Regions from separate parts of the Mus musculus genome. Here region 1 is linked to region 2. Evidence: chromatin loops called from intact Hi-C (ENCODE). Cell type or tissue: left cerebral cortex. All regions are shown on one strand. Links, peaks and the distances in the headings refer to the core of each region. The heading gives the core; the rest is flanking DNA. Region 1 overlaps Ripor2 (RHO family interacting cell polarization regulator 2). Region 2 overlaps Trim38 (tripartite motif-containing 38).

Region 1 (16,476 bases), core at 6,788-11,787, 890 kb after region 2:
TATGCATGTTTGTGTGTGTGTGTGTGTGTGTGTGTGAGAGAGAGAGAGAGAGAGAGAGAGAGAGAGAGAGAGAGGAAGAGGGAGAGGAAGAGGAAGAGGGAGAGAGAGAGATTGATTTATCCAAGATATAGAGCCATGAACAGAAATGTTATCTTCCTGGTTTCTGACAGTCTCTGGGGTCTAAGTATCATCCGACAGGGAGGGTTTCACCCCCTAGGGGTCACCTAACACTAATGCATGCCCTTCATGTAGAGCCTGAATTATTAGAGCTGCCCTTCTCACAGTCCCTGGAGACTTCATTCAGAGATCAGATGTCAACAGTGAAGTCATGACTCAAGCAGGGTCTAGTGGGCAATCCACAGAGCCGAGCATCTGTCTTGGGATCCCTTTATGTTTGCACCACGGGGCTGCTTGAACCAAATAAGTCTTTCTCTTTTCATGATTTAACATTAGGCCCTTCTTTGCCTACTTTCCAAAGCATATTTTTAAATTTATAAAGTAAGCTGGGCTTAGTGTAACCCCAACACTCGGAGGCTGAAGCAGGAGGATTACTGCAAGTTTGAGGTCATCCTGGACTGAACAGTAGTGACTACCAGGCCAGCTAGGACTACATAGCAAGAACATGTCTCAAAATAAATGAGAGCTGTGGCGATAGCGTAACTGTAGTAACGAGTCACAGGATAGGTGCTGGGAACTGACCGTGGGTCCTCAGGAAGAACAGCCTGTGCTCTTAACCACTGAGTCATCTCCTGCTTTTTGAGCAGGCTCAAATTACAGGCTCCAGCATAGCCCTAATAAGCATTACAGTTTTGAAGCACTGAAACCCCTAAGTGATTTTATCCACCCTGCAACCCCAGGAGTGGGTCTCTAAGTATTTTCTCATTTGGAACAGTGTTCATCCCCAGCTGCATCCATGGGTGACTTCAGCCGTTAATCTAGTGACCCCTGAGTTCTTAAGACAGTAGGAGCATTCCCAACGTGCCTAATGACACATCTGGTACGTCTCGAAACTGGTCCCTTGCAGAGAGGCCCCAGGCTCTGAGGAAACAAACTACTTGCAGTGCTGAGATTCTCCTTTCAACGCTTTCAAGCTACTCAGAGCTCAGACCTGAGCAAACGCTCCCCTGCTTTGCCCAGCTCTCTGAAGGACTGAGGGCTTCTTACAGGAAAGAGAAACGCCATTCTTCCCATGTCCCACGAGAGTGACGGCAGGTGCTGAGCGAACAAAGAATCAAATAAGAAGCGGAGCCTGCGGACTTCCTAGAGCTCCCTGAACAGGCTTGAGCCTGTCGGTGTTCACTAGGTGGCCTCACTTTTGCCGGAATGGCAACTTGCCCAGGCCTGAGCCTCAGCAAAGCTGGCCGTGAGGAAGAGGTTTGCAGAAGCAGAGATGCCCAGTGCTGCTTACTACAGTAGAGAGGCTTGTAAGGCTCACCCCAGCTGAGCTGCAGGGAGCTCTCACTGGAGAGAGAGACACTGGCTAGGACACTTGAAGTCCACCTCTAACTGCTCTCATTAGGTCCTCTGATACTGGGGCGCTAGAATGGGTATGATCAGGTATTGTAACCTTGAGTGTCTCGTTCCTTTCACACCACAGTGAGGAGGGGACCCTTACTCAACCTAGGGGCTCATTCTGGGGCTTCATATCATCACATTGAAAGTCTGCCTTACTTGGGTAGACTCAAACTCCTACACTCCTCGCCCCCCCTCCTCCTCCCCAAAATTTTGTGTGTGTATGTACACATGTCTGTGTGTGATATAGAGAGGCAGGTATAGAAACCTGAGGAAGACCTCAACTCTCATCCTCTCGGGTGCTACCATCCATTTTGTTGGGGTTTGTTTGTTTTGAGAACAGGGTCTCTCACTGGTCTGGAATTCTCTAAGTAGGCTAGGCTTGCAGGCACAAGCCCCAGAGGGCGACATCTCTGCCTTCCTTCCACTGAGATTGCAAGCACATACCACCAAGCCTGATTACTGTTTTCTTAATTGTTTTTAATTTAGCAAGTAAAAGATACATATGAATGCATAGTATATAACATGATATTATGAAACAGGCACACACTAGAGAGTAGCTGACCCAGCATGTTTAACCTGGAGCGTGGATCTCTTCCTATTTAGTGTGCATGGCTGATTCTCTGTCACAATGCCTTTTTGTACAGTCCCGAGTCTGTTCTTAGAACATCCACACTCTAGAGATGTCTGACTACTTTGATATCATCTAACTTGTCCACCTAAGCCCCAGCTATCCCATGCACCCGGAGCGGTGTGTCGTGCTGCCTGTCCTGCAGCGGGTACTGTGTACTCGTGGAAGACAGGAACATGCCTCTCGTTCAATGTTATCATTGCCGAGACGTCTTGTGCCACCGTGCAGAGGAATGCAGATCTGACATCATTTCCTATGCTCTTTGCAGAACATGTGTGCCATTGAAGCGGAGTTGGAGAGTCTGCTGGGAGAATTCTCCATCAAGATGAAAGGTAATCTGTCCTTGTTCAGAGAGGGATAAAGGTGCCATGTCGTCCACAGAGCTTCATGAGAAGGCATGTCATTGCAAAGACATGGGGTTGCCTGCTCTTGGGCCTTCCACCATGATGATTTCTTGATGGGTCTCTTCTTGTACCTTGCCTTCGCATTTGAAAATGGTGTCTATTAGATGAGTGAAACAACAAACCTCGGAATCCATCCCACGACTCAGTAATCACCAAGGCTTTGCCACTTTTTCTTTTCCCTTTGATGAACTAGAAAACTCCAGAGGAGGAAAAGCCAAGTATGTCACTCCACTGATCAGCACCTGTAAACTTCAGTACAGTTCTGAAAGAATAGGGCCATCTTACGTAATGTAACCGCAGTGCCTCAGCCCGTTGTCCCATTATCGCATCTAATGAAATTAGCAAGTCTTTGTTATTAACCTAGTTCATTGGCAGATATCCCCAGCTGTCTCACAAATGCTTCCTAGAGTTGTGTTGCTTCAATTAGGACCCACACAAGGTCCATGTGTTATAATTAGCTGTCAGTTGGGCTCCCTTTAATCTAACACAAACCCCCATCCAGCCTTCTAGATTACCTGGCAGCCTCTTTACATTGTCATTTAGCCATCTGTTTATTTATCTACTTTGAATATCTTCTTTTTAGTTTGAAGACAAAATCTTTCTGTGTAATTCAAGCTGGTTTCAAACTCACGGCAGTCAATTCTCCTCCTGTGATGGGCCAAGCACTGGGATTATAGGACCGCCTCACCATACCTGTCTCACCTTACCTGTCTCACTATACCCATCTCACCATACCTGTCTCACCAGACCCATCTCACCATACCTGTCTCACCATACCTGTCTCACCAGACCCATCTCACCATACCTGTCTCACCAGACCCATCTCACCATACCTGTCTCACCAGACCCGTCTCACCATATCTGTCTTATCATACCCATCTCACCATACCTGTCTCACCAGACCCATCTCACCATACCCGTCTCACCATACCTGTCTCACCAGACCCGTCTCACCATACCTGTCTTATCATACCCATCTCACCATACCTGTCTCACCATACCCATCTCACCATACCTGTCTCACCTTACCTGTCTCACTATACCCATCTCACCATACCTGTCTCACCAGACCCATCTCACCATACCTGTCTCACCATACCTGTCTCACCAGACCCGTCTCACCATATCTGTCTTATCATACCCATCTCACCATACCTGTCTCACCAGACCCATCTCACCATACCCGTCTCACCATACCTGTCTCACCAGACCCGTCTCACCATACCTGTCTTATCATACCCATCTCACCATACCTGTCTCACCATACCCATCTCACCATACCTGTCTCACCATACCCATCTCACCATACCTGTCTCACCAGACCCATGTCACCACGGCTTGCTGCCACATCAATCACTTCATTTGTCCCTCCACTCCCATGTTGCTGCTGTGAGTCTGTTCGAATCGAGAGCATTGTTACTTTAAGCTACAGCACCTGCAGCCCAAAAGGAAAAAGGAAAACTCTAGCTAGATGTGGTGAGCCTCACACTGCAGTGTCCACAGTGCCCATCAGGGCCGTGGGACAGTGGCATCACAGCCAGCCCTTTTCTCTCCCATGTTTGGCTCATTTAACTGTACTGAGCAGCTGGGCCCCTGCAGTCCTCTCTCTGGGTTGGTTTGCTTGTTTAACAGTTTGATCCTTAGGTCGCTAATGGGCATTATTACCTTACCCACTCTCTGTGATAAGAAGAGTGAAAAGGGGAAACCCCCTCTAAAAGCAGTTCTGGGTGGAGCTGGAGAGATGACATAGTAGTTAAGAACACCAGTGGTTGAAGAGGATGTGGGTTCAGTTCCCAGTGCCTACACGGCAGCTTACAACCACTGGTAACTCCAGTCCCCGGGGATCTGATACCCTCTCTGACCTCCTCAGGCAGCCGGCAAGTGTGTGAAGCACATACATAACGCCTTGCCTGTGATGGACATCTGCATCTTTCTAACTTTCCAGGTCCATTTGCTTCCACTTAAGGTCTCTACCTGAGTTCGTGGTTCAAAACCACTCTGGACCATGCTCCCTCTCAGCAGTTCAGAATCTGCACAGCCAGGACGGAGGTTCTAGAGGTCTCTTTGAACTTTCAGGATGGTTCTGTCAGCGGCCTGATTCATTGCAGTCAAGCATACAAAGCAGAGTTACTTTGCCAGTGTTAACACAAGGATTGCCCACGTCCCAGGGCATGTAGGCCAGCACACAGAGACTGGGGTCAGCACGTGTGTTAACACAGGGCTGCTGAGGCCGTTTCTGATGTTCACTGGTATCAGATGCTTCTGTTTTTGATGAGAGGGATAATTTCTTCCATTTCATGTGTGGACACCAGTAGCCAAAAAGCATTAGATGACGTCTCCAAGGCCACACAGTAAGCTGACATCAGACTTAAAGCTGAATCCTGGGGTCCTGGCTCCTACATTAAGTTACTTTTCCCATCTCTATGACAAATACCTGATTCAAAAGGGAACTTTGGGAAGAAAGGGTTTGTTGTAGTTTATGGCTTGAGTGGGGGACACTTGGTCATGGCGGGAGGGTATAAAAGAGCTCATGGCTGTGGGGGTCTGCAGTTGAGATGCCTTAAATTTCCCAGGACCAGGAGCAGAAAAAGGACAATGCTGATGCTCACCTCACCACCACTCCTGTTTGTTTGTTTGTTTTATTCAGTTTAATATCCAAGCCTGCATTCAGGGTGTGTCTTAACTTCTAAAGATCTTGGAAACACCCTCATGGACATGTCCAAAGGGTTATGCCTCATTAATTCTCAGAGTCTCGTCCTTCCCTTCCCTTCCCTTCCCTTCCCTTCCCTTCCCTTCCCTTCCCTTCCCTTCCCTTCCCTTCCCTTTCATTTCCTTATTTCTGGATGGGGTCTCATTGAGTATTTGTTACATACCTGAAGCTGACCTTGAACTCTTGATATTCTTACCACTCACTACCCACTGAGTGCTAGGGTTATAGTCACTGTTTCGAGCAATAAGGTAGGCATACTTAGTTTGTATAACAAACGTTGTATTTTCTTATGCTGAGGGTCATCACACAAGGTTCACACTGTAAATTCTTAACTATGGTTCTTAGCCTAGCTCTCCAAATCTGCTCACCTGTGAACATAACTTAGCTAAAGGTCTGGTTTCAGTCTCCAACAGTAGTCCTGGCTCAGGAGACTCCCCAGTCTTGTGGGATCCTCACTATTTTTACATGTCTAAAAGGCATTTCTTACTCTGCTCACTATAGTCAGCCACCACCATACCCACTTCTAGGCATTCCTTATTCAAACAATTTGACCATGGAAATTAACCATCACCGCTGCCAGTACATGACCACCTCAATGCCACATTATGAAGAAGTCCTAATAATTGAGCAGACACTATCAACCATCAAATGCCAGTTTTCACTAGAGAAGGGATTCCCATCAGCTTAAAACATAAGCACCTAAAAGGTATGGCATGGGGAAGGGACTACCCACCCACCCACCCACATAATCCAAATCTCAGATCTGGAGGGAGTAAGCTTCTGTCATGGGTGGATGCCCTGGTCACCAACTGTGAACTGAGTGACTTGGGCTGAGACACTGAATGCCTGAGCCATATGCTCTGCTATCCCTCTGCCCACTTTTCTCTTATGCTTCCTTGGTTGCCCTAAACTCAACTTTTATCACCTCTACCCTCCTAACGTAAAAAACCCAGAAACTACAGCTCTGATTAAACACACACACACACACACACACACACACACACACACACACACACACGCCCCGTCCTTTTCTCCCTCCACAAAAGGAGTGAGAAGACATCCCAAATTCTCATGAGCTACTGCTGTCCATTATGTTTGATTAGTATACACCTCAACCTCTACCCTCACCCCTGTTCCCAAAGCCAAGCACTTGCATCACATTCTCAGATCTGACAACCCCTGAGTTCCTCCTGCCACACCCTCCCACACTTCCCTTTTGCTCAACTCCACAACTAACTACAATCTGAAAGGCAGTTGCCCTCGAGATGGTGATGATAAAGACATGGGGACAAGAGCTGCTAAGCTATGCACACCAGCCTCTGTCACTTCATGACCCCAGGACACCACAGTTGTCTGGAGATGCAGGGTGGAGGGGAACCTTTGAGTATCACATCCTCACGCAGTGGGCATACATGAGCAAACACATGACCAGACTGTTGTAGATGCTTGAGCCCAGGATGGATGGAGGGGTTGCTAGGGCAGAGGCAGGAGGATCTGAGTACAAAGCTAGCTGTAAACTGTCTCAAAAGAAAACAGAAAATTAAGTCGGGTCTGCTGGTCCATGCCTATAATCTTAGCACTCTTGAGGCTGAGGCAGGAGGATTGTGAGGTTGTGGCCAGCTTAGGCTTCACAGTGAGACACTGTCAAGAAAGAATGAAAAAGAAAGAAGGAAGGGAAAGGGAAAGGGAAAGGGAAAGGGAAAGGGAAAGAAAAGAAAAGAAAAGAAAAGAAAAGAAAAGAAAAGAAAAGGGCTGGCGAGGTAGCTCAGCGGGTAAGAGCACTGACTGCTCTTCCGAAGGTCCTGAGTTCAAATCCCAGCAGCCACATGGTGGCTCATAACCACCTGTAGTGAAATCTGATGCTCTCTTCTGGCGCTGTCTGAAGACAGCTACAGTGTACTTATATATAATAATAAATAAATCTTTGGGCCGAAGCAAGTAGAATTGATTGGCCAGAGTGAGCAGAGGTCCTAAGAATTCAATTCCCAACAACTACATGAAGGCTCACAACCATCTGTTCAGCAACTATGTACTCAAATACATAGAAATAAATAAATAAATAAATCTTTAAAAAAGAAAAAGAGACAGAGAGAGAAGGAAAGAAAGGCAAGAAGGAGAGAAGGAAGGAAAGAAGAGGAAGGAAGGAAGAGGAACAGAGGGACAGACAGAAAGAAGAAAAGAAAAAATAAAAAATGTTAAGTGAAGGTTCCCACTGAGGAAAGGATGGGGGGGGGGGGTGCAGAGAGCGTCCTGAATAACCTCTGGCTAGAACAACTAAACTGAAAGTCCCTCCTGAAGGCGGGGATGCTGCCCAAAGCTGTCGGGGGGGGGGGGGGGTGCTGTGATCTCTGTGCTCTGTAAAAGTGCTGTGGGGAGCTGTTGAGGCCAGATTCCAAAAACCTGTAAGGACCCAGCTGGATTCAGGACCCCAAATCAGAAAAGAAGCTAAGAACTGCGTGTCTTACAGAAAACTGCTTTTCTTCCCAACGATGACCTCATTCAAATGAGTTCCAGGAGGACACATGTCCAGAGGTCAGTGCTAGCTGGTCACCATGGCCTTTAGGATGAACTGGGAAACCTGCCCAGGAAGCAGGAAGGCCAGTACTAAGACACAGTCCGAGGTACACTCTTAGGAAGGTCATGGCAAAACTGGGAAACAATGGAGTACTTCTATGACCAGAACCGTGTCTGAGCAAAGGCAGCCAGTGGCACGGGGAGCCAGGTGAGCAGCTGTGTGGCTGTAGGTAGCTGGGAGGCTCTATAGCTGTGTAGCTGTAGATAGCTATGAGGTTGTATCTGCAACCTTTCTCCACTGTGATAAATTCTCTGAAAGAAACAACTTAAGAGGAAAACGATCCGTGGCGGCTTAAGATTTGGAGGAGTTTAGTCCACTATGGGAAGGGGAGCTATGGTAGTCGGAGAGGCCGGCAGCTGAGGCAGGGGTTAGAGTGGATCAGGAAGCCAGACACAGGCTGGAAGCAAAGCAGAGTTATAAACCTCAAGAACACACTCTCCAGTGTCTGATTCCTCCAGCTAGGCCCTAACTCTTAAAGACTCCATAACCTCCCACAACAGAGCTACCCAGCTGGTGGCCAAATGTTCAACCATGAGCGGGGGCATCATTTATCCACAGTCACACTGGGGGCAGCACCCTGTCCTCCATTCAGGCTGTGGAAGAGCTGTTGGATCATTAACACAGGAGCAAGGTAAAAGATCAAAAGAGACCCACCTGAGGGAACCCAGGGATGATTTCTGAGTGGCCATCATGAAAACCTAGCTGATACAACAGTTACCACCAAGCAGCTGAGAAAACACTGGGCTTTTCGCAGCTGTAGAAATGCCAGCAGGGCCTTGGGCCAGAATTTGCAGAACCTAGCCAGGCCCCAAAGTCCACGATAGCTGGTGCTCCAGCAGAAGTGCTCCCCCCGCCTGGGGAGCTTCGGCTGGAACTGGCTCCTCCTACCTGCTGCCATTCTGCTGTTATCACTGTCACCAGAGGCTGGAGATGCCTTATAAGGAATGTCAATAAGGTGTGTTCATTCCATGGACAGTGAGACCCAAAACTCATCACGACCCCAGCCCTCCTCCTCCCGTGATAAGAAATTTCTGGTGATTTTGAGAAGGGAGATCGTCAAAGAGTCCCCCCACCCTTCTCAACGTATCCATCATGGTACATAGTCAGCTTCCCTGAAGCGGGGTCCCTATTGTCACCTCAACATGTAACCAGCTAGTGGATTAACCAGGAGCTGATAATTTGTAGGTATTCAAAGGGTAAATAGGGTTTTCTTAGAATTAGCACATTGGGCTTCAGATTCATAAAAGCCAGCCAGCAGTGCTTTCTTTCCGATGTGTTTTTGTGGAGGTGGGGGAAAAAAGCCTAAATGCTCCAGAATTATTCATGAAAATCGCTTCCTCCAATCCTGCTTTTATTACAGTGGGTCCTCCTAAGTGGCTCATTAGCTTCTAATTGTTAGCGAGAGCTGCTCCTAAATGCATGGGCTCGCCAACTAAAAGGCATGCCAAGTTGGTGAGCTGCTGCCATCTAGTGTCGAAAGATGGTAAGAGGTGAGCCCATTTTGAAGCTTCCCTGGATTCGTCTTATTCATCACCATGCCCATGGGTCAATGGGAAGCAGATTTGTCCATTTGAGATAAATTGAGCCATTCACTGAAGGTAAAACACACAGTGTGACATCATCCTTGTTATGTCTACGTGAGTAAAATCTTGTTTGCTAGAAACACAACCCAGGGCAGGGAAGACAGCATAAAGCGAGCAAAAGGATATGGGTTTGGATCTGCAGAGCCCACATAAAAAGCTGGGCATCGGGTCATGTGATTATAATCCCAACTTGGCCTCTGATGGAAAAGGGACTTGAGATGGGTAGTAGGTCCCTGTGCTTTCTGGCCAGCCAATCTAACCAAACAGCAACCTCCAGGTTCAGTAAGAGATCCCATCTCAAAAAGGAAAAAAAAAAAAAAAAAAAAAAAAAAAGGGTCTATGAAGCATCCGCAAACATAGGCATACATATGCCTGTGTATACATGCACAAGCACGTACAAGCACAGGAGAAACTTGCCCCAGGACTCAAAGGTTAGAAATAGAAAACGTCTGTGCTGATTTTTTCACTGCAATTATGTCATAGTTTTTTTTTTTTAGTGAGAAATTCTAAAATGTAAATTAATATTTTCACCCTCACACAGTGGGCTTTTGGTAAATATCAATAGGAAGGTGGAAAGGGTAATGGAAGCTGGGACTCTGGAGCTGTCCCAGGGCGGCGGCCGTGTATTCTGACAAGGTGTTGCTGCTGAAGCGGTAGGCTCAAGTTGACCTGCAGATGACACAGGGGAAGAAAAGGCACCTTGTGCTAACTGGATCTGTCAATCAACGCAGGCTAGAGTCACCTGAGAGGAGGGCGCCTCATTTGAGAAAATGCCTCCATAAGATCCAGCCATAGAACATTTTCTTAATTTGTGATGATGGGGAAGGGCCCAGCCCATCGTGGGTGGTGCCATCCCTGGACTGGGAGTCCTGGGTGCTATAAGAGAGCAGGCTGAGAAAGCCAATAAGCAGAAACCCTCCATAGCCTCCATGACCTTCGTATCAGCTCCTGACTCTAGGTTCCTGCCCTGTTTGGGCTCCTGTCCTGACTTCCGTTCACTGATGAATCGTGACAGTGACGCTTCAGCTAAATAATCGCTTTCCTCCCCAAGTTGCTTTGGTCATGGTGTTTCATCGCAGCATTAATCATCCTAAGACACACTTCTTCTTTTGAAGGAACAGGCTATTGGCAGTTTGTTGATTGGATTTAGTTTGTTTTCTTTTCTTTATTTATATTTATTTTTATGTGCAGTTGAGTTCTGTCTCTGTCAGATCCTGGAGCTGCAGACAGTTGTGAGCTGCCACGTGGGTGCTGGGAATTGAACCCAGGCACTCTAGAAGAACAGTCGGTGCTCACAATTGCTTAACCATCTTTCTAGCCCCTGGGTTTGTTTTCTTAATCACCAGTGTGGGGTACATGACAGTCTACTTCTAGCAAGTTCATAAGCATCAACAGTGGCATCACTGTGCTATATAAGTAGAATGAGAGAAACAGGAATGAGTGTGCTGCAGACAAGTGACAGGTGTGGGGACAAGGACTCACAGGAAGGTATCTAGTGTCACAGATCTTGGGAGACAGGAAAACCAAGAGGCCAGTTTATTTGCATGGGAATATTTTGGTCAGTGAAAGAATAGGTCTTTTTGGTCCTGCTGCCCTGATCCTGAAATCTGCCAAAGGTACACAGAGTTCTCACCACCCAACAGACTCCCCTTGAAACCTCCTCCCACCACCCTAAGGGGCATGTCCTGCTAGCTGTATATCCCCACAAAGGCTATTCTCTGAAGATGCTCCTACACCTGTTACATTATTACATGAGTTTTTAACCCATGACAAATTGTGTCTCTAAAGAAGGGAAATGTGTTCTGCAACTCACAGAACGATCTCTTGTTTTCAGGTCTGGCTGGCTTTGCCCGCCTCTGTCCTGGAGATCAATATGAAGTAAGTAATGTGTTGGTCTGCATGTTGGCATTGAAGGCTTGAAGGGCTATAGTTATGATTGTTGTTGTTGTTGCTGCTGCTGCTGCTGCTGTTCTGGTACTATTAACCAAGGAACTTGTACATGCTAAGCAAATGCTCTACCATTGAGCTACATCTTCAGTCAATGTTTTACTTTTTTAAAATGTGTGTGTGTGTGTGTGTGTGTAGAGGAGTGCCTATATGTGTTTGTGTAGGTATGTGCACAGGATGCAGGTGCCTACAGAGACCAAAGCTTGAGTTTGGGGCAGTTGTGCTTCCTGTAGATGCTGGAAACTGAACTTGGGTTCTCTGCAAGAATAGTATGTGCTCTTAATGCTGAGCCATTTCCCCACTTCTACTTTTTATTATTGAAACCGCAGTTCATAAAGTTGTTTGTTCAAGCTAAAACTTGAACTTGTGATCCTCCTGCCTCAGTTTGGATGTCAGGCATGTACCATCAGGCCTGAGTCCAGTTGTTATTATTTTTCCTTCATTTGTCTTTTAACATTTTGAGCCAGTGAGAAAGTCTGGAGGGTAATCTGAGAACTGACTCCCACATGTGGAACATGGCAGTTCCATACACCCCACTATTACCATCCTCATATACGTCGCTCACTACCAATTATGACCCTTCCTCCCTCAGTTCCTCTCCCAACACTGAAAGGACAATCTTTCACATAAGACCCAGACAATTCTTTTATTATTATTATTATTATTATTATTATTATTATTATTAGATATTTTCTTTATTTACAATTCAAATGCTATCCTGAAAGTCCCCTATACTCCCCCCACTCCCCTACCCACCCACTCCCAGTACAGGGCCCTGCCATTCCCCTGTACTGGGGCATATAAAGTTTGTAAGACCTAGGGGCCTCTCTTCCCAATGATGGCCAACTAGGCCATCTTCTGCTATATATGCAGCTAGAGACACGAGCTCTGGGGTACTGGTTAGTTCATATTGTTGTTCCACCTATAGGGTTGCAGATCCCTTCAGCTCCTTCGGTGCTTTCTCTAGCTTCTCCATTGGGGCCCTGTATTCCATCTTATAGATGGATGTGAGCATCCACTTCTGTATTTGCCAGGCACTGGCATAGCCTCACAAGAGACAGCTATATCAGGGTCCTTTCAGCAAAATCTTGCTGGCATATGCAATAGTGTCTGGGTTTGGTGGCTGGTTTATGGGATGGATCTCTGGGTGGGGTAGGCTCTGGATGGTCCATCCTTTCGTCTTAGCTCCAAATTTTGTCTCTGTAACTTCTTCCATGGGTGTTTTGTTCCCTATTCTAAGGAGGAATGAAGTATCCACACTTTGGTCTACCTTCTTCTTGATTTTCTTGTGTTTTGCAAATGCATCTTAGGTATTCTAAGTTTCTGGGCTAATATCCACTTATCAGTGAGTGCATATCAAGTGACTACTTTTGTGATTGGGTTACCTCACTAAGGATGATATCCTCCAGATACATCCATTTGCCCAAGAATTTCATAAATTCATTGTTTTTAATAGCTGAGTAAGTACTCCATTGTATAAATATACCACACTTTCTGTATCCATTCCTCTGTTGAGGGGCATCTGGGTTCTTTCCAGCTTCTGGCTAGTGTAAATAGGGCTACTGTGAACATAGTGGAGCATGTGTCCTTATTACCAGCTGATATATACCTAGAAGATATTATTATATCTTCTAGGTATATGCCCAGGAGAGGTATTACAGGATCTTCCGGTAGTACTATGTCCAATTTTCTGAGGAACTGCCAGACTGATTTCCAGAGTGATTGTACAAGCTTGCAATCCCACCAGCAGTGTTCCTCTTTCTCCACATCCTCACCAGCATCTGCTGTCACCTGAATTTTTGATCTTAGCCATTTTGACTGGAGTGAGGTGGAATCTCAGGGTTGTTTTGATTTGCATTTCCCTGATGATTAAGAATGTTGAACATTGGGCTGGTGAGATGGCTCAGTGGGTAAGAGCACCCGACTGCTCTTCCGAAGGTCCAGAGTTCAAATCCCAGCAACCACATGGTGGCTCACAACCATCCGCAACAAGATCTGACTCCCTCTTCTGGAGTGTCTGAAGACAGCTACAGTGTACTTACATATATTAATAATAAAATAAATCTTTAAAAAAAAAAAAAAAGAATGTTGAACATTTTTTCAGGTGCTTCTCAGCCATTCGGTATTCCCCACTTGAGAATTCTTTGTTTAGCTCTGTACCTCCTTTTTTTTTTTTTTTTTTTGGTTTCTCTGTATAGCCCTGGCTGTCCTAGAACTCACTTTGTAGACCAGGCTGGCCTCAAACTCAGAAATCCGCCTGCCTCTTGTACCCCATTTTTTAATGGGGTTATTTGAATTTCTGGAGTCCAGCTTCTTGAGCTCTTTGTATATATTGGATATTAGTCCCCTATCAGATTTAGTATTGGTAAAAATCCTTTCCCAATCTGTTGGTGGCCTTTTTGTCCTATTGACAGTGTCTTTTGCCTTACAGAAGCTTTGCAATTTCATGAGGTCCCATTTGTCAATTCTTGATCTTACAGCACAAGCCATTGCTGTTCTGTTTAGGAATTTTTTTCCCCAGTGCCCATATCTTTGAGGCTTTTCCCCACTTTCTCCTCTATAAATTTCAGTGTCTCTGGTTTTATGTGGAGTTCTTTGATCCACTTAGACTTGAGCATTGCACAAGGAGATAAGAATGGATCAATTCGCATTTTTCTACATGATAACCGCCAGTTGTGCCAGCACCATTTGTTGAACATGCTGTCTTTTTTCCACTGGATGGAGACCCAGACAATTCTTAACACCTATAACCTTTATCATTGCCTCTTAGTTATTCTCTCTCTCTCGCTCGCTCTCTCTCGAGGACATAAATACAGGTCAGGTTAGACCTAGTTAAAAGCAGATAAATGCAGATAAATGTAGGTTTATTAGGCACTGCTCATTGGTGTGTTTATCTGTCCCAAAGAATAGGACTAAGGAAGTCACAACTGGACTAAGTCACAACTTGACTGCATGCAGCCAAGAATATAAGTGTGGCCTGACACAAAATTAAAAGCTTCACACATTAGGAGATATTTTTTGTGTATGTGAAAATTTTGGGTCACTCAATTGCACAGTTCTTGAGTGTGAACTTTCTGTATGACAGTGTCATCTGCTCATACCCAAAGGTTGGACATGACTAACACCTGATTATAGAGTTTTCTTTGTCAAAAAAAATGTACTTATAAACTTCATTGTAGCTCATATCTGAAGGGATTATTATTTAAGACATCCTGACCCTGTCTCAGAAACAAAACTTTCTCAAAATCAAAAGGCCATTTGTCTCTTCCTTCTTCAAAAGAGCATGCATGTAATAATTTCCTCTCTTGGCAGAGGCTCTGAGGCCATTCACACCAACTGCCCTCCTCTGCCCAGAGTCTGGAAGGTCCCGACCCTTACCAGCATCACCAGAGACAGATCTTTATTCGTCTCTACAGGAGCTGGGGTCAGCAGAGCTCCAGTTCCCATGGCTGATGGACTGATGTAGGGTTAAAAAAAAAAAAGACAGGTTTTATGTGAGTGGGCAGATTGACACAGAGCTATGACCGCCATTGAAAGTGCCTATGTAGATTTATTTTGTATCTGAGTGCTTGCCTTCATGTATGTCTTTACACCGTGTGTGTGTGTGTGTGTGTGTGTGTGTGTGTGTGTGAGAGAGAGAGAGAGAGAGAGAGAGAGAGAGATGCCTGAAGAAGACGGAAGAGGGTGTTGGATCTCCCTGGAACTGGAATTAAAGTCGCTATAAGCCATAGTGTGGGTCCTGGGAAGCAACCCTCAGTCCTCCGCAAGAGCCGCAAGTGCTCTTGGCCTCTGAGCCAACGATCCAGCCGCTGCTCTAACCTTTTACTAAAGAAACATCCACACCCTGAGCTAGAGAACCAGAGTGCACTCCTAAACTGGTCCAGATTTGTTACAACACGGCCTGAATATTAGCACTCAGGAGGCAGAGGCAGGTAGAGTGCTGTGAGTTGGAGACCAGCCAGGTCTACTTAGTGAGTTCCAGGGTAACCAGTGCTACATAGTGAGACACTGTTTCAAGTCAATAAACTAAACCTCCTCTACACTCCTCACGCGCTCCACTGAGAACCCAGACTGGGTGGGCAGGGGAATGAAGGGTGTGGGCCAGATTCCTGGCTCTTGGATCTGGGCAATTGGGAGGGAAGGTGGAGTCTGGTGAAACAGGAGGCTCCCTAATGTCTTCACCCCAGATTTTCATGAAGTATGGTCGGCAGAGGTGGAAACTGAAGGGCAAAATAGAAGTGAATGGTAAACAGAGCTGGGATGGAGCAGAAACCGTCTTCCTGCCCCTCATAGTTGGGTTCATTTCAATCAAGGTACAGTGAGTCCCTGTCTTTTGTTGTCTTTCCTTCCTTCCTGGTGTCCTGGCCCAATGATCCCTTGGTGGGGACCCTCCATCCCATAGGTCTCTCTGTGTGCAAAGCCTCTTTTAGTTGAGATGCTCTCAGAGCCCAGAGACAATGTAACTGTAACAAAGTAACATTAAAAAAAAAAAAAAAGATAAGACATTCCTCATTTTCTCCCCTCACTTTCTCTACCAGGTCACAGAACTCAAAGGACTGGCGACTCACATCCTGGTAGGCAGTGTGACCTGCGAGACCAAAGAGCTGTTTGCAGCCCGACCCCAGGTGGTGGCTGTTGACATCAATGACCTTGGTACCATCAAACTGAACCTGGAAATCACCTGGTAGTAAGTTCCTTGTTTTTCAAGTTCATCATGGACAGGCAAGGGCCCATGGCTAGTGTTCTTCCAGGCTAGCGCTGGAACCACCGTGTCAGCGTGGAGCAGTGGTCACACCTGAACTGCTCACTCAGAATCATTTAAGCTCACCAGGTAGCATGTCCAGGTATCTCTCCTTTTCCACTGCCTACTTTTAAACGTTTTATTGTAACCTGGTGTGGGGGCACATGTCTGTAACCCCAGCATGTGGGAGGTGGAAGCAGGTGGGCCAGTAAGTTTAAGGCTAACCTCAGTTTCATAGCAAATGTTGGACCAGCCTGTCTCATAGAAGACCTGTCTCAAAAAGTAAAATAAAATAAGGCCTGGGGAGATAGCTTTGTGATACCGCTTGCCCCGCAAGTGTGAGGAGCTGAGTTAAGATCTCTACAACCCATGT
Region 2 (16,476 bases), core at 5,136-10,135:
AACCCTAACTAAGACACATACAGAGTTCCAGATATGTCAAACATCTCAGTATTGGCTACGATTGGTTCAGCACACTATTTATAAACTCTCCCTGCAAATGGCTGTAGCAGTCTATAACAACCTTCCCCAAGTGACATGGTTTGGCAAATGACACAGGAGTCCAGTTTTACTCTTGAGACTCCCAATTATGCCTCCTGAGGTGAGTTATTTGACCCCTTCCTAAGCCTCATTTTCTATAGCACAGCAAAGATATTAAGCATCCTACCAACTGCCCAGGATTGCTAAGGCAATTAGTAACTCACCACATACAAAACCCTCAGCATGCACTCAGAGAGATGTATGAAGAGCTCAATAGTTATTCATTGTGATTTTACCACATTTCGGAGTGCTGAGATTCATATTAAGTGCCTAATGGAGAATCAAATTAAGGGTAAGGGATGTAGCTCAGTTGGTTGTGTGCTTGCTTAACTTGCCCTAGGTTCAATGTTTGTCAGTACTGCACAAAACAGGGGACAGTAGTGTATGTCTGTTTCTTGTAACTCCGAAGATAAAAGCAGGGAGTTCAAGGTCATCTTTGGCTACTTAGTGAGTTCAAGATCACCTTGGGCCATATCAGACCCTGTTTGATATGAAATGGAAATGAAATCAAGGTTGATAAGAATTTATTTTACTCACTCAAATTTTTCCTTCAGGAAAAACTCCAGAACACCATGACAAAATTGCGTGAACTCCAAGAGAATCACGAAGTTCAGATACATTTCATAACACACCAAATAAATGCCTGGAAGGTAAGAGTCTGAGTTCATTGGTGTCGAGTGATTTTCTGTAGTGAGTCTAGGCATAGAGGAAGACCGGGACAAATACAGGGATGGCTGTCTCCTGCCAATACATAGAAACCCTAAAGAAGAGAGCACTGCTTTCATATCCTAGATGTTTACATCTGCGAAGCTTTGACACCAAGGTCTTCCATCTGCCAATAGTAACTGGCTGGGATTTCTGATGTTTCATCAAAAGCTAAATTTGGCTTCTCAGGTTCTTTGGACTTGGACTCATCTTTATGAAGTCAACTTGCTACCATTATACTTGGGTGTAATGTACACCCATCCTTTTGTCTCATGCTTATTTTACATACTAGGATGCATGAAAACTTCCATCTTTGCTTTGAGGCGCAGACTTTCATTCTTCCTTTAAAAAAATTATCCAAAAAATTAATTATGTATGTATATGGGTTTGGGAAGTGAGTCCAGGTATCCAGGGATGCCAGAAGAGGGCATCAGATCTGGAGCTCACCTGATAGGTCCTCTTTAAGAGCAGTTGTTACTCTTAACCATTGTGCCATCTTTCCAGTCCTAAGACTTTCATCTTTAATACTGCATGCTACTTATTTATTCTGTGACACATTTTGCTTCACATATTGAATGCAGTAGTCTGGTACTCTGGTGTCATCGCTCTAGAGGTAGTGGAACGTGGGAGAATGGAGCTTAGAAATGAGGTGGACTTTATTTAGAGCATCAGACAGTTTATATTCTGAGGGTTAACCATGCTCTTATGAGCAGAGTTCACTTGCATTCAAGCTGTATACAATCACAAGGACTATGTACCTGGAAACATTATCTGAAAAACAACAGTAAGATAATGGATAATCTGGTGTAAACCACTCCTGTTTACACCCAGGAGGGGCATGAATGTACAGTCCGAGAATAACCGTGTACTTTTCAGGGCTGAGTTCACCAGAGTCCAGTTTTCTTGGAGTTTTCTCACAAGCCCACAGAATTGTTATAACACAGCTTCAGTCATGGGTCATGTTCCAACCTTCAGACACCAACATTCTGACCTTGTTGTGTTTGTCTGAATCCAGCTCTTAGCCTCACCAGGTGAGAAACCAACCTTGGAGAAAGTTTATCAAGCACGACTTTGCTCCTAGGCATGGTAAAGGAGGTTTATTGTAGATATGAGGAAGAACATAGCCAAAGACACCTGCGAGAGTCCAGCGTGACCATGACCCTGAGCCAGGCCATGTGAGAAGATGGGAAAGGGGAGAATCGGGAAAGTAAAGGGAAGACAAAAAAATAATCAGGCAACCAAAATGGCTTGATTGTACAGAGGGCAGCCTAACCCCTGGGCTGGAGAAGTCTAGCATAGGGATGGGTATACCAGCCATACCCTGTAACTGGTAGGGACCAAGGGATCCTGGGAGATCTTTGCAGCCAAGTCTACCTTGATATATTAAATAAGCACCTTAGCCAGCCATCCTGGGTTTGGGGCCAATTACGACACAGTCAGCTTGCACAGCTAGGGCCATTCTTCCTTCTGCCTCCTTGGCATATGGATGTTTAACTTCAACTTCCAGAACATTTAAAAAAGAAATTGTTTCCTTTTATAACGGATAAAGTATTTGAACAATGCTCTCCTTCTATAATTCAAGTTTCCCAGGTTCCTATCCCACCGTTCTCCCATATCTTAGTTGAACCAGAAGAAAATTAATTGGTAGTTAAATTAAATAAGAAGTTAGGGACACTCTCTCCCCACACCTCTAAGTGCCAGGTAAGAACTTAAGGCACTCATCCTGCTTGGGTGACTCATTGTGAGCTTACATCAGTGTAGCTGATCCTGCGTTGCGGGGTACGGGTGGGGGGAGATATTATACATAGAGCATAAAACTTGTTTTTAGCCATTGGCAACCACAACTGACTACAGGTGAGGACTAGTGACATTGTTGCTGTTATGTAACCATCATCATATTCACCTTCAGGACACTTTCATACTCTTCAAACTGAAGCAGGAATTAATTGTCCATTCCTTCTGTCTCCCAGAGCCTGGTAATCACTGGGATTTCCGTGTCTCCAAAATTTACCCTGCTAGTGCTTTGTGTAAATAGGCGTATCAGTTCCCAAGTTTTGAGCTTATTTCAATTAGCAGGATGTCATCAAGCTTCCTCCTTGTCTTTTGTTTATCTATTTGTTTGTAAATTCAAAGACAGGCGTGTTCCCATGCTTTGAGCATTTTGTTGTTGTTGTTGACTCCAGGATGCTGTAGAGGATCGTCGGCAAACAATCAAGTCAAACTTCAAGAATCTCCAGAGTTTTCTACAGGAAGAAGAGAAGTTTTATCTTTGGAGGTTGGAAAATGAGGAAAAGGAGATGCTGGTGCAGCTGGAAGGCAGCGAGGCCAATCTACAGCAGACGTTTGAGAGAGCTCAATGCCAAATTCAGGAACTGGAGGCAAAATGTCAGGGCTCAGCCCAGAAATTGCTACAGGTGAGGCTGTGTGCTGAAGCAGGGAGAGAAGGCAGGTGATTCTGATAGCAGAAGGGGGCTGGTACAGAAGCATGGAGATTGACAAGGCCTGTCTCCACTCAGAATGGCAGTAATATTGGTCTGGGGAATTTGGGGTCATGTTCGAGTAGCATCAGGATGATCTCCACTAGGCTACAGGACTCTTGAAGTTAATTAGAAGAAGTAACTTACTCTGGGTGAACATGGAATTAGAAAAATCGGGTTGATCCCTGCTATCATGCTCGCATTAGCTCATTCGCTGAGGTATCTGTCAGACTTATTCAAATATGCTTTCAAGTGACAGATGGTGACAGCATAAAGATGTAAGAGAATAATGACTACTCAGTGGTTTGTTTATAGGGTCCCCAATCCAGAACTAACTTACAGCTGCGTGTCTGATATATCCATCCCATCAGGATAAATAACTGGAGCTCTGACTTCCTCCTCGGCTAGTGCTGCTGGTTACAGCTTAAGGTTGAGAATGCGGCTTATATGCTGCACTTCTCTGTGGTACCTGCTTAGCTCAGTCTAAGGAGCTATGGGCAGATTTACCACTAGGGATTTGTGTTACAAGTTATCTCTACCAAGGATTCTCTGTAGAGGAAGTTTAATCACTGGAAGCAGTTCTTGGTTTTTATCTTAAGCAGCCCACATTGTAGGGTTCACAGATCCACAGGCTTCAATCATGAACTACAGGCTCCCCCTTTATGGCAGACCAGGGAGGAAAACATTCCTCAATGTCCATTACATGGAAGGGTACTTGATTCTTACTTCTTCTGAGAGGAGTATATTCAGAGAGTGGCTGGACATGGAAAAGTCCATGAATGACTGATGTAAACACAATCACCTTTTTGGTTTTTGTTTTTTCCCCATAGGACGTGAAAAACACTTTGAGCAGGTAAGTCCTGCATGTACACCCAAAAGAAGGATTCAGGGTCTGTATGTAGAGCCGACTGGAGCGTGACATTGAGAAAAGCCCCGCCTTCTGCTTCTCCTAGGTGTGAGGCCATGAAGCGAAACCCACTGAAGGCTGATCCCCTGAAGGTTCACACTAAATGTAATGTGTCTGAGCTGTACTTCGATGTGAAGACGATATTACGACGTCACCAAGGTAGGGATGTGAATGCAGGGGTCCCTACCTGCTACAGCTGGAAGAACCTTAAGCGGGAACCAGGCTCGTCTCCAGCTGCAACACTTATTCACTTATTACTTTTTTACAGTTGTCTGTTGGCATCAGTGCAAATGCTTAGACTGTGGTTATGGTTTATGCCAGTTTAGTAAGGCGGTGGATGTGTGTCCTTCCCCAAGACTCATGATGTCATTGGCATTGACTAGTTGACTAGATTTCCAGTACCAGGAATAGTTTCCCTGGTGTTGAATAGGTCTTAAGTCCAATTAGAACACTGTTGGTTACCCCCAAAGGTATGTGTGCCACTACTACACACATATGGTTATCACACCTTATTGGTTGGTGTTTTGGTTCACTGGTTTCATAGCTGGGTAGTCTAGTTCTTAGAGAGATGGCAGTCAGGTCAGTTCCAGACCAGGTGACTCTGAGCCCTGTGTCTGAAGTAATGGTGCCTTCAGCAATAGGGACTTATCTTCCATATCTAGGGATAACAGAGGACAATAGCAATGAGCTGTGAGTTTTGGGAATCTCTTGGGCAACCCTGAACAGCTCAAAGAGGGCTTCTGTCCCAAGTGGCATAACTGCTCCAACAAGGCCACTCCTCCTAATCCTTCCCAAAGAGTCTCACCAACTGGGGGCAAACCGTTCAAATATCTGAGTATATGGGGGCCATTCTCGCTCAAAGTACCACAGTAGTTGAGCAGCATGTAGTATACTGGAAATAATTTTAGGGACTTTTCTCAATAATGAAGGGACATTATTATCCCAGTGAATAAGCTTCATGCTCTGTCTGTTACTCAGTGCCTGGTATATCCTATAGCTTCTGGCCCATGATTACTAAATTCAAAAACCTCTAGTCAATATTGGAGAAATTGTTTTGTTTCTCTTTTCCATTAGTGATAGTTTTTGTTTGTGCTTTCTGTTTATTTGTGGAGATTTTTTTTTGAGATAGTGTTTGGGTAGAATGTAATTATAAACAAAGAGGGGAAGGACTCCTTTATGCTCCATGATCAATGTCAGCAGTCATAAAAGTTCTGAATCAGAATGATTTGGGGCAGAACAGGAACCAGAGTAATTCTAAAGAGTTCTAATCCTTGGCGTGTCTGAATGAACCATGATGCCAGTGATAGAGATAAGGGAATTGATGGTATTATTGCCACTGTTTGTTAGACATATATGTACCATATCTCAGACAAACATTAACTCAACTCTCCTCATGGCTTACAATAGGCATGGTGATTTTCTTTTTATAGGTACTTTATATATGGTTTGCACAGACTTACATGCTTAAGTCATATTTGATCAGAGTTTTGTCTTTGTAAAGTATTACGTTTGTAACTCTTAAAAGACTGGTTATGGTTGTTTTTACAGTCAGCGTGATCCTGGACCCCAGCACAGCCCACCTTGACCTAGCTCTGACTAAAGGTGGAAGATTAGTGACTTACAAAAGATGCCCCAGGGATCTTCAGGCAAGATCTTCAGCCAAGAGGTTTTATGGTTTACCCTGTGTCCTGGGCTGTGAGGGCTTTACTTCGGGGAGATATTACTTTGAAGTCTCTGTTGAGAATGCAACCAGTTGGGATTTGGGAGTCTGTGTAGAGAATGTGCACAGGGGCTTTAACATGAAGAAGGAGCCTGAGTCTGGATTCTGGACCATCAAGATGTCTGAAGAGGACGGCCTTGAAGCTCTTACTTCTACCCCTACTCCTCCCCTTCATCTGATTGAAAAGCCCCAGATTCTGGGAGTTTTCCTAGACTATGAGGCTGGAGCTGTATCGTTTTACAGTGTAACTACTGGCTCTCATATCTTCACCTTCCCTAAGGCTTCCTTCCAGGATACTCTGAGGCCCTTTTTCCAGGTTTATCAATATTCTCCTTTGTTCCTGCCTGCCATAAATAATCAATGAAAGAAGTAAGTCCCTATGCCTTAAGTAGCCTCATAGAAAACCCATAAATATCACAAGGCAGAAACTTTATCTTCACTGCTATCCCAATTCTTTTAGTGAACTTTCAATAAATATGCATTGAATTAATAACCCTTTCAAATGTGTTGAATATTGAATGACTCAAAACATATTGCACGATCCCTGTGTTTGAAGGTAATTATTGTTTTCTGTTTATAGTGGGCACAGCTGTGAGGGATGTTTTTCTAAATTAAATCATTAAAAGTTGAAAGACCACTTTTATCTCTTTTGCAAACTTTTAAAAAAGATTTATTTATTTTTATATATTTGAATACACTGTCACTGTCTTCAGACACACCAGAAGAGGGCATCAGATCCCATTACAAATGTTTGTGAGCCACCATGTGGGTGCTAGGAATTGAACTCGGGACCTCTGGAAGAGCAGCCATTGCTTTTAACCACTGAGCCATCTCTCCAGAAGAAGATCCACTTTGGGCCACATCTGCTGGAAGCCTATATAAAGGACATGGTAGGGAAAGTTCTCTCTCTCTCTCTCTCTCTCTCTCTCTCTCTCTCTCTCTCTCTCTCCCTGCTTGTCTCAGGTCTCTCTGGCATGTCCATTCTTTCCCTGGCAGTTGAGCCTACTTCTTCTAGATTTCAATGTATACTGAAGAACAACTGAGATATTCAGCTTCGTGTATTGAACAATTCTGGATTTTTGGACTTTCTTTTGGTTGGCAATCATAGTTGACTAGCTGGGCCACAGCCTATAAGCCATACTAATAAAGAAATCATACGTGTGTGTTGTGTGTGTGTGTGTGTGTGTGTGTGTACACATACATACATACATCATACATACATACGTACATATGTACATACATACATACATACATACATACGTATGTATGTACATACATAGTGGTTGTTGATATCCATGCTTTATTCCTATTTTGGAAAAGAGGCATGGAGATTGAAAAAGAATTTTATACCATTTTCTTGTACAATTAAAAATACACTTTGGATGAATTTTTAGAATCTATTTTTCAGTTTCCTAGAGAATTCAATAACCATGTTTCTCCATTTTTATTCCATCTTTCTTTCATAGTTTTCATAATCTACACCAGAGGCACATAAGAGAAAGCAAGCTTTGTGTGGTTCACCATGCTGTTAGCTAACATGCTGACCAGTAGGTGGCAGTCTTGTATTTTTGGTGGCTGTGATAACACAGCTTTGGCTTTAATAAAATGTAAATACTTCTTGGTCCAAGATCAAATAAAGGTAAAAGTCATCTTGTTCTTACAAAAGATTTTAAACAATTTAAGCCAGCGATGTTTTTGGTGTTTTTCTTTGTTGTTGCTTTTTGGTTTTCTTCGAGATAGGGTCTCACTCTGGCCTGGAACTAGCTTTGTAGACCAAGCTGGCTGTGTGAACTCATAGAGCTCCATGGACCTGACTCCACCCCGAGTGCTGGGATTAAAGGCATGCAACAACACACTTGGCAATAATATTAATTTTCATTCAGAACAACAAAATTCTTTCTCCCCCCCTCCAAAGCCCCCCAACTTAGATAAGATCTGATTAGATAAGCTATCTTGGAGTTCACTATGTAGCCCAGGCTGGCTGCAAACTTATGGAAATCCTCCTGCCTCAGCATCTCAAGTGCTGAGTGTTGAGATTATAGGTATGAACTACCATGCATAATTATGACTTTATTGACTGGTTGATCGATTTTAGTTTTTAGAGACAGTATCTCAGGTTGTCCAAGTTGACACTCACTATGTAGCAGATAATAACCTTGAACTTTTGATTGTTTGCATCCACCTCTTGCGTGCTGGAAATACAGGGGGCATCACTACATCCAATGTTTGTGATTCTGGTGGTCAAGTAGGGAGGCTCATACATGCTCAGCAGACATTCTACCAACTAAGTTATAATATATCCCTGGCTCCCTTGGTGGGTTTAAATGTCACCTCATGGGAGCCTTGCTTCTTATTTAATTCCTATGAATTTCATTTGCTTTAGCAAGTCATCAACCTCATTAGAGTCAGGTTTTATCACCCCATCAAGACTCCTTGGCAGGTCAGCTCTTAACTGTTTTGAACTATCATTCAGATTTCTTCTATAACTATTTTGGGTCCTTAGTGGCATTCTACCCATAGTTCATTTCTTAAGGACTGTGGCTGTTTAGGGTGAGAGTTGGGAGCCAGACAGCCCTCTATCTCCAAGTAGGCAGAGAAATACAGATAGGCTTGGGGTATGTGTGTGTGTGTAGAAAGACAGAGGCAGAAACACACAGAGAGACAGAGAGAGATGGCTGTAATTTTTTTCTCTTTTTCTTTTTCTCTTTCATTCTAATTCTCAAGCAACCACATCCCTAAAATTTTAGTATTTTAGTGATAAGACATCTAAAGTCAGGGAAACTGTGATTTCAAGATGTGTGTTGAATGTTGGGTTTTGTGTGTGTGTGTGTGTGTGTGTGTGTGTGTGTGTGTGTGTGTGTTTGGTCTCTGTGCTCTTCTGCTCGGCTTTGGTCAAACACATAGGCCTGGGAAGCTGTAGCAGCATGAAGTTAATTAAATCCATGACCAAGGCAACTCATAAAAAAAGGTGTTTAATTTGGGGCTCATGGTCCTAGAGGGTTGGAATCCATATTTGGTATCCTGGGAACATTTTAACAGACAGGTAGTATTATGTATTTATTTTTTATTTCGCTTCAGCCTGGAGCAGTAGCTGTGAGCTTGCATATTGAGACAATAACCAAGTAGCAGAAAGAGAGCCAACTGGAAGAGCTTGGGCTTTTAAAACCTCAAAGCCCACCCCCGGTGACACACCTCCTCCAATAATACCACACCTCCTAATCCTTCTAAAATAGTTTCACCAAGCATTCAAACATATGAGCCTATAAGGACCATTATCATTCAAACCACCAAAGAGAAAAAGAAAACACACCCACATACTTCTGTGCTCATCTGTGGATGGTGAGCTTCCTTAAGTCCAGAAGAGGGAATAATGAAACCAAAAAAGAATGAATGGTCCCTTACTCCAATCCAGGTAGTTCTTCAGATCCGGCTCTTCTCCCACTGTCTTCCTAACACCATATTTAGTCCCCAGCAGACACTCTGCTTCATCTCCAAGGTGTATTGGTGGCAGAAGTCAATGGGGCTTCACAGGCCATGTGCTGCTCTTTCCTTACCAGGACTCTTAGTTTTATGGAGGTCTTCATAAGAGAAGACTGCTCAGACATGGGGTGAGCCAACAGAAAGTCCTTTATTAGCCAGCCAGCAACTACATTAGATGTTTGGGATTCCAGTATAGACCTGAGCCTTCTCCAAGGTGGGCTTGTAAGCACAAAAAACATGTCCTGGGTTGACATACTTCAGTTGACAAGAACAGTTAGCCAGAAGTGGAACTGCAGAGGCCAAAAAGCAAGGTTAGTACATTTAAAGGGTTTTTTCCTACAACTATGGACATTGATGGATTAGGCCTTTGTGTTCCTTTTGGCAGTTGGTGCTGTCTATGTGTTGAGTTTTATAACCTGAATGGTACTTTTATTATGGAGTCAGATGTGCTAAGGCCTGGGGGCTCTGTTACATTCACCACTGGTCTTAGTGAATAAGTCAAATTGTGGACTCATTCTGCCCTAAAGAGGTGTCGTTGGTCCTAAGGACCATTAATTTTACTGGCCTGATACATACATATAGTTTAAGGTGCAGGGACCCACTGTTAATTCAATAAGAATGAGAATTAAGGGCTAAGTCAGTGCTGAGGGCATAGTAGTTAGCCAGGGTGACTAAGAGGACAAAAGCTAGTGTCACTTACCTGATTTATGTCTTTGTCTTTTTCTTTTTTTTTTTTTCTCTTTGTGCTATTTTTTAACCATAGCAGGAATTTTTAAATTACTTTTGATCAATTAGCATAGAAACAACGGGTTTTAAAAAAACAGGTATTTTATCTCATAAGAAGTACATCTAAATCTTTTAATCTAGGTCTTGATCAATCTGTGTACTTAGTTTAGGAAGCATCAGAAGAGGCATATTTAGTCAAACCATTAGCACGTGCCCACCAAGCAGTCCCAGGGGCTCGTTATCTACATGAATTAACCCATAAGATAGCAGGCAGTAGAACAAGGAGAAGTTGCCTAGGTTAAAAGTGTTGGATATTAGACAAGCGCCATCCCCTTGTAGTCCTTTAACACTAATTTGTGCTGCCTTCGGTCATAGTGAGTTTTGTCAGTCAATGGGCTGGCAGTTTGGTTTCTCCTATCCCTATGTAGTATGGGGGTTGGATGTCTAAGTAGAAACAGCAATCTTGGCATATTTTTTGCTAGGATTGATTAATCTTATCCCCAGGGTCCCTTTCTGTGGCCTAGAGTTTGATGCCCCAGGTTATTCCCGTTTTTCAAAGGCCAGAATTTTCTTTTAAAGGAATTTTTCAGGAAGCCTCAGTTTCATAACCTCAGTTGTTAGAATGAAAACTCCCTGATTTCTGGCAACCAGGGAACCCAGCTACAGGGCATGCTTAGAATTGTGCACTCTGTACTTCTATCTCGAAAGTTAAATTCCCATACCTTTCCTTTCTCCAATCCAACCAGATATTTAAAGTGGGCATCAGTGAGGAACAGTCAAGGAGAGTATGGGCTACTGGTCTGTAGTCATGCTAATCATTTCCTGGGTTCCTGCCTGAGGGCCATTGACATTGGACCATAAGCCTCTATCCATAGTGAACACAAGTCTTGGATGGGGTAGAAGATCAGGGAGTGTCCAGAGACAATCCTTTTGGCAACATCCATTTTTTTTTTTTTTTTTTTTTTTTTTTTTTTTTTTTTTTTTTTTTGGACCTGGGTGTAGTGAATCTGTGGTACAAAGCCAGCTATACCCACAGCCACAGGTATGGAGAGAATCCACATGTAGAACCATTTTTAACTTGGTTTCAGTGCCCCATTGGCTACCTGCTTTACACAGACAGTACCATTGGACAAGGGGAAACTGGTGGTAGAATCGGAGGTCACTACGTGTCTCAGAGAATCCAACTCATAGACTTTATGGAGGACTGGAGTGCCCAGTCACTGGAGTGACTTGGGAAAGGAATAGTTAGAATGTCCTACCAACTGCTGGCCTCTGAGTCTGGGCAGCATGAGAGAAGTCTTCCAAACATAATCTTATAGGAGGGTAAAGCCTTCCCTATATGGGGTGCAATAGGCTGAAGCAAAATAAAAAATAAATACATAAAATTCAAGATAAAAAAGAAAGAAAAAGAAATGGGAGGCCTCCCTACATATCAATCATCCTTTGCTGGCAGTTTTTTGGTTTTTTCCTGTTTGTTCTTTTGACCTGGTTCTGAAATCTGTATGTACAATGACGTTTTTTATTTATGTCTAAAGCTTTAGCTTTTAATTGAGAGATTTTTGACTATGAAAGCCAGGCCATTTTCAAACCTGATTGCTTGTTAGGAGGCCAAATCAGGGGACCAGGTCCTGGAAGAGATTTTTAAGCTACTGTTTGAGCAGGTTTAGTCTGGGTGGGGAAAGCTACTATAAAAACTAGCAAGTACTTTTATCCTCTTCTAGCAGGGCAGGTCAGTGTTCCTGGGGTTTGCTAGGATGTTGGTTCCTCATTTGGCCTCCTTCCTGGGAAAGGACTCCCTATTTTGAGTTCATTTGAGCACAACATGGCATCTGGCTGAGATATCTCACATTAGGCTGTCTAGTCTAAGTATAACATACCTTGGTCTGAGCCACTCAGAAAGTTTTGTGGACCCCAGATGAGTATCCTGGTGAAGGTCAGTTACCAGAGTCCTGTTAGTTGTTTCCTCCATCAACCTGTAGGGTTTCTTTACCATGGAGTCTCAGGCAACGCTACAACCCTAGATCAGACACATCATCAGAGTATCAACAGGCCAGGTTAGCAGTTCAGCAATGGAGAACAGCAATTTGAAGAGGAAGTCAAATAGTCTCTAGGAGAACCAAGATTTTTTAAATGTCCTTTTCCCCAAGAATGAGAATTCCTCTTTCTCTATAGATAATACCATGGCATACGCTGTAGTAAAAGCACACCAATTGACTGTCCATGTCTACGGCGGTGGACTTTCCTTTTCCCCATCTCAGAGTCTGGGTCAGATCACTTGGTTCTAGTCTCAAGGCTGAGGTACCTGGCTTGTGCCCAAATAATATTGCAGCTATTGCAGCTCTCATGTACCTGATTTTTTTCATCTTTCATCTAGTGACAGTCATGGACAAGCACCTATGTCATTAAGCAAGAGGGTAGCTTAATTGATGGTGGCAGGTTTCTCAAATCAGACTCAAGGATGAGCCAGGAGCCTGGTATGGGTTCACATAGTCATTAGACATTCAGAATTCTCATGTTCTTTAGTGGAGGGCCTCAACTGTGTCATGGGGTTGTGTGAGTATATCTTGACCCAGATTTAACTTTCTTTCGTTCATTAAACTAGCAATATCTGCCACAGCTCTTAGGAACCAATTGTTTAGACAGGTGTGTCCTAGGGTATTTTCAGTGCCCCACACTTTGGACTGAAACCCCGTGTGTCTTTTGTTTCACAGGCAAACAGATGAAAAGGTTTTTGAAACATCTGGAAGTTCTGGGGCCGGAGCTGAAACATCTGGAAGTTCTGGGGCCGGAGCTGCAATCAGCAGTTTTTAAAGCCTCGAGTCAGGCTGACTCACCTCTGACAATAGGAGACTGAAGAATATATCTTCCAGGTCCAAGACATTGTGTACCTCTTTCTCTGAAACCAGACTCATAAGAATTAGGTATCCCCTGTTTCTTCATAGGCAAGAGAGGCATATTCCAGGTTGATTGACAGGGTACTAGGATGCCTGTCTCTTTAATCTAGGCAAAGGGTCTTCTCAGTCAGTGTAGGACAGAAGGGAAAATCGTTTCTGTCCAGGCTGCATTGCTTGACAGTGATCTCTGTGCCCATCCCATGGGCAGCTTTTTTACTTCATGATTTTTTTTTTAAGAGAATGGTGGGCTTTGAGGTTTCCAATTATACGGATCATTGATTTTTAAAAGTGACATAAATCATAAAAGAGAAAGCAGTGAAACTTTCTCTTTTCCTTTGGAATTAGCCCAGGGGATCTTCTTTCCTTCCCTTGGGTTGCTTAGAGTAGGTGAGAGTGGAGGAAATGCTCACCTGGGGAACTATTTCCTCCTCCCCATGTGCATTCCTCTGAGGTAGCAGAGGCGCCTAAATAAGAGGCCCAGTCCCTCCTCACCTCTACTTAGGGACCAACCCTTACTGTGAGAAGGAGTCAAGCAAGAAAACAAACAAGTGTTCCTGCTCCCAGAGTGGGACAGGACAGATGGAGGCGTTTTTGGGTTTCTCTGGGCAACATGGCAGAGGCAGAAGATTAGGTCTACAACAGGAGGGAGCACAAATTTTAAGGCTGTGGGGAGTGCGTCTCACACCAGAGCAAGCAACCAGAAAGTTTATCCAAGGTTTAGGGTCTGTCTTCCCACCCCAAATTATGCAGTCAAGAAAATCCTTCCCAGGTGTGGCCAGCTGCTTGGGTTTTTAATTGATTTCAGATGCAATCAACTGGAGGCCCAAGATTAGCCACCACAGTGCTCTTGCAGCTATGTGGGAGCTCACAACTGTCAGCAACTCCAGTTTTAGGGGATCCAATGCTCTCTCCTGACCTCCTGCACACATGTGGCACACATACACTCATAATGGCACACAATTAATTATACACTAAATAAGTAGGTAAATCTTAATAAAATAAAATAAAAGAAAAGAAAAGAAAACCAAGATGGATGAGTTCCTGAAGAACACCACCTGAGGTTGATCTCTGGCCTTCCTGCTTTTGCTCATTTGTAAAGGCCTGCACTACAGGGTTCAAAACTGGAAGGAAGATGTGTATAGTAGGTGAAAGACGACTTGGACTAGGAAGTGCAGCTCACACTCTCTGGCACTGAGACAGCTCAGGCCACCTTTATTTATTTATACATCTGTTTTTTCACAACTGAAAAGATTTATATGCATTTCCTCATTTTCTCAGGTTCAGTCTCTTCTAAGGACTGCCTACATTTAACACTAATGTGAAGACTGCAGTTTTGTCCCTTCCTTTCCCCCTCAATCTCTGTGGTTTCCTGCTGACCCAAGGACTGTCTCAAGAAAGAGGAAACAGCTTCAGCAAGTAGTTAACGTCTAACCCAGCACACTGCTACATAACCGAGTGACCGTGGTTGGTAGCAGTTGCGGTTACAGTGTAGAAATGACAGACGGCATACCCAGGACATTCTGATTTAATTATTTGCATCTAGCATCTCCCCAAATCCTAATCAGGGGATCTCTTTTAATGCCAAGAGCTGTCAGCAAATTAGTAACGTGAGTCAGTTCTTCATCTTAGGTCTTGGAACCAACAATCCAGCAAGACCTTTCCAACCTTTTCATAATCATATAGCTGTGGTTTGGAACAGGTCAGTGGGCAGATTATTGTCGGAGCTAAGTTCCCACTGGAAGAAAACATCCGGACGTTAGCTGATGTACCCAGACAGGCCTTGTGTTGACTCAACCGCATTACCATCATTAACAAACAGAGGAGTCATGATCTATCTACTCTCTCATGATCCTCGGAGAAAAATAAGAATAAATCATAGCCCAAGCTTTCTTTTTCTGATTCTGGGGAAACATCTGTCACAGATGGAGTGAAAATAAAGAGTTCCAATAACAAGGCCAAGAATACAAATTGGAGGCAAAAATGAATCAAGCATTCCCTCAGGAAAGGCCACAAGATTCTGCACAAATACCCTCACAGGTCCTTGCCATAAGGAGAACCATCGGCATTACACTCAGGCACCATTCCCAGAAGAGGCTTGGCTATTGCCAGTGCACCTATACCTGTAGACACACACACACACACACACACACACACACACACACACGGGGAGGGGGGGGAGAGAAGAGTATTCCAGATCACAAGAGCTATTTGTTTGTAGATTATTCAGGAGCAAAACCTTTATAATGTTCTTTCAGTAGTTGCTGAATACAAGTGTGTACTCACTGAATGGAGACACATGCCATTGTGCTGATGTCATAAACAAATATAAGACTTTTTTTTCAAGTACCATGGACACTTAATAGTCTGAGGATTTTTTAACAATTAAGTAGGGTTGTTCAAATGTAAATTTCACCTCTCTACAGGAATTTGAAGTAAATTTTGAAAGGGAGAAGAGAGAAACTTGTGAAAGGACGTGTGTGTGTGTGTGTGTGTGTGTGTGTGACCTTGGAGCCAAATTGTTAAGAGGTGAAACAAGAGGATGCTGAATGTTCACTTACCTACACAGGTTTTTATTTTATTTTATTTTATTTATTTATTTTTTGGAGAGTTGGATAACTCATCTTTAGTATGCTCACTGGCCCAGCCATCAGACCCAGTGAACTCCAGAGACTGGGTTCTGATCTACAGTTACAACATTTCTAGGCTATAACGCCATTTTGACTCTCTTTTGTTACTGGTGGATTTAAAAAAAATTAATTGAAAATTTTTATAGTATATTCTGATAATAATTCCCCTCCAACATTTCCTCCCATGCTTTTTTCCTCTTTCAAAAATAAACAAGCAAATAAAAATAAATAAACAAGCCAGAATTTAAAAAAAGAAAGAGCACAATACACACAACATCACACACACACACACACACACACACACACATACTATTAAAATACAAACTCAGAACCCATACTAAACTAGTAAGTAAGCCTTCTTCTCTAAGGCCTGCACAAGTCTGCACTCCCACCGGCAGTCAGTTCCCCTTCAGGCACATCCCTGTCAGCTCAAACTGTCATTTGCTTTACTGATCTTGGCCATTATGCCTGGTATAAGAGGAGAAGTTCTTTGATGTGCATTTCCCTGATGATGAAGGATGTTGTCTATTTTCCTCAGCCACTTGCAACACAGAATTTTAAACTGGAGTTGTAGTTACATAGCTCCAAACGTAATGAATGATGCAGTAGAAACTTGATGTAGAATTGATGCTATGAAAGACTTACCAATAAATTCTCTTAGAATATATTAAGTCGCATAAAGTAGATTTTAGCTAGTGGACACTGCCTCCACGGTGACTGGGACAAGCAGTATACTAACCAGGCCTGTTAGAAACTACAGGAAAGAATATTTTGTGTCATAACTGAAGTCTAGGGTTGCTGA

Evidence for each region. Hi-C counts contacts between places; a loop is a spot of excess contacts. Peaks named below come from ENCODE experiments on the same cell type or tissue, not always from the same donor. Only the 100,000 strongest peaks of a DNase experiment are listed, where the experiment ranks them.
Region 1: a loop joins it to region 2, with 5 times the contacts of the local background. A loop is called at or near these places in 2 of 42 quality-filtered maps.

The regions. Positions count from the first base shown.
Region 1 is chr13:24,678,217-24,694,692 of GRCm38, forward strand. Ripor2 (RHO family interacting cell polarization regulator 2) reads left to right here. Exons shown (of 23, transcript NM_029679.2): 8 at 2,412-2,475; 9 at 11,250-11,293; 10 at 15,550-15,675; 11 at 15,901-16,049. Among named protein-coding and RNA genes, the nearest start is that of Ripor2, 48 kb to the left of the region's middle. In left cerebral cortex, for the core only: a CTCF peak has its summit at 9,305 (motif pointing left); DNase peaks (open chromatin) are centred at 8,768 and 9,285; H3K4me3 peaks cover 541 bases; H3K27ac peaks cover 322 bases.
Region 2 is chr13:23,785,185-23,801,660 of GRCm38, forward strand. Trim38 (tripartite motif-containing 38) reads left to right here. Exons shown (of 6, transcript NM_001029935.2): 2 at 693-788; 3 at 3,027-3,257; 4 at 4,151-4,173; 5 at 4,274-4,386; 6 at 5,776-6,344. The coding sequence ends at 6,311. Gm11337 (a long non-coding RNA gene) reads right to left here. Exons shown (of 3, transcript XR_873174.1): 2 at 12,031-12,170; 3 at 9,218-9,717. Among named protein-coding and RNA genes, the nearest start is that of Trim38, 11 kb to the left of the region's middle. In left cerebral cortex, for the core only: a CTCF peak has its summit at 7,500 (motif pointing right); a DNase peak (open chromatin) is centred at 7,511.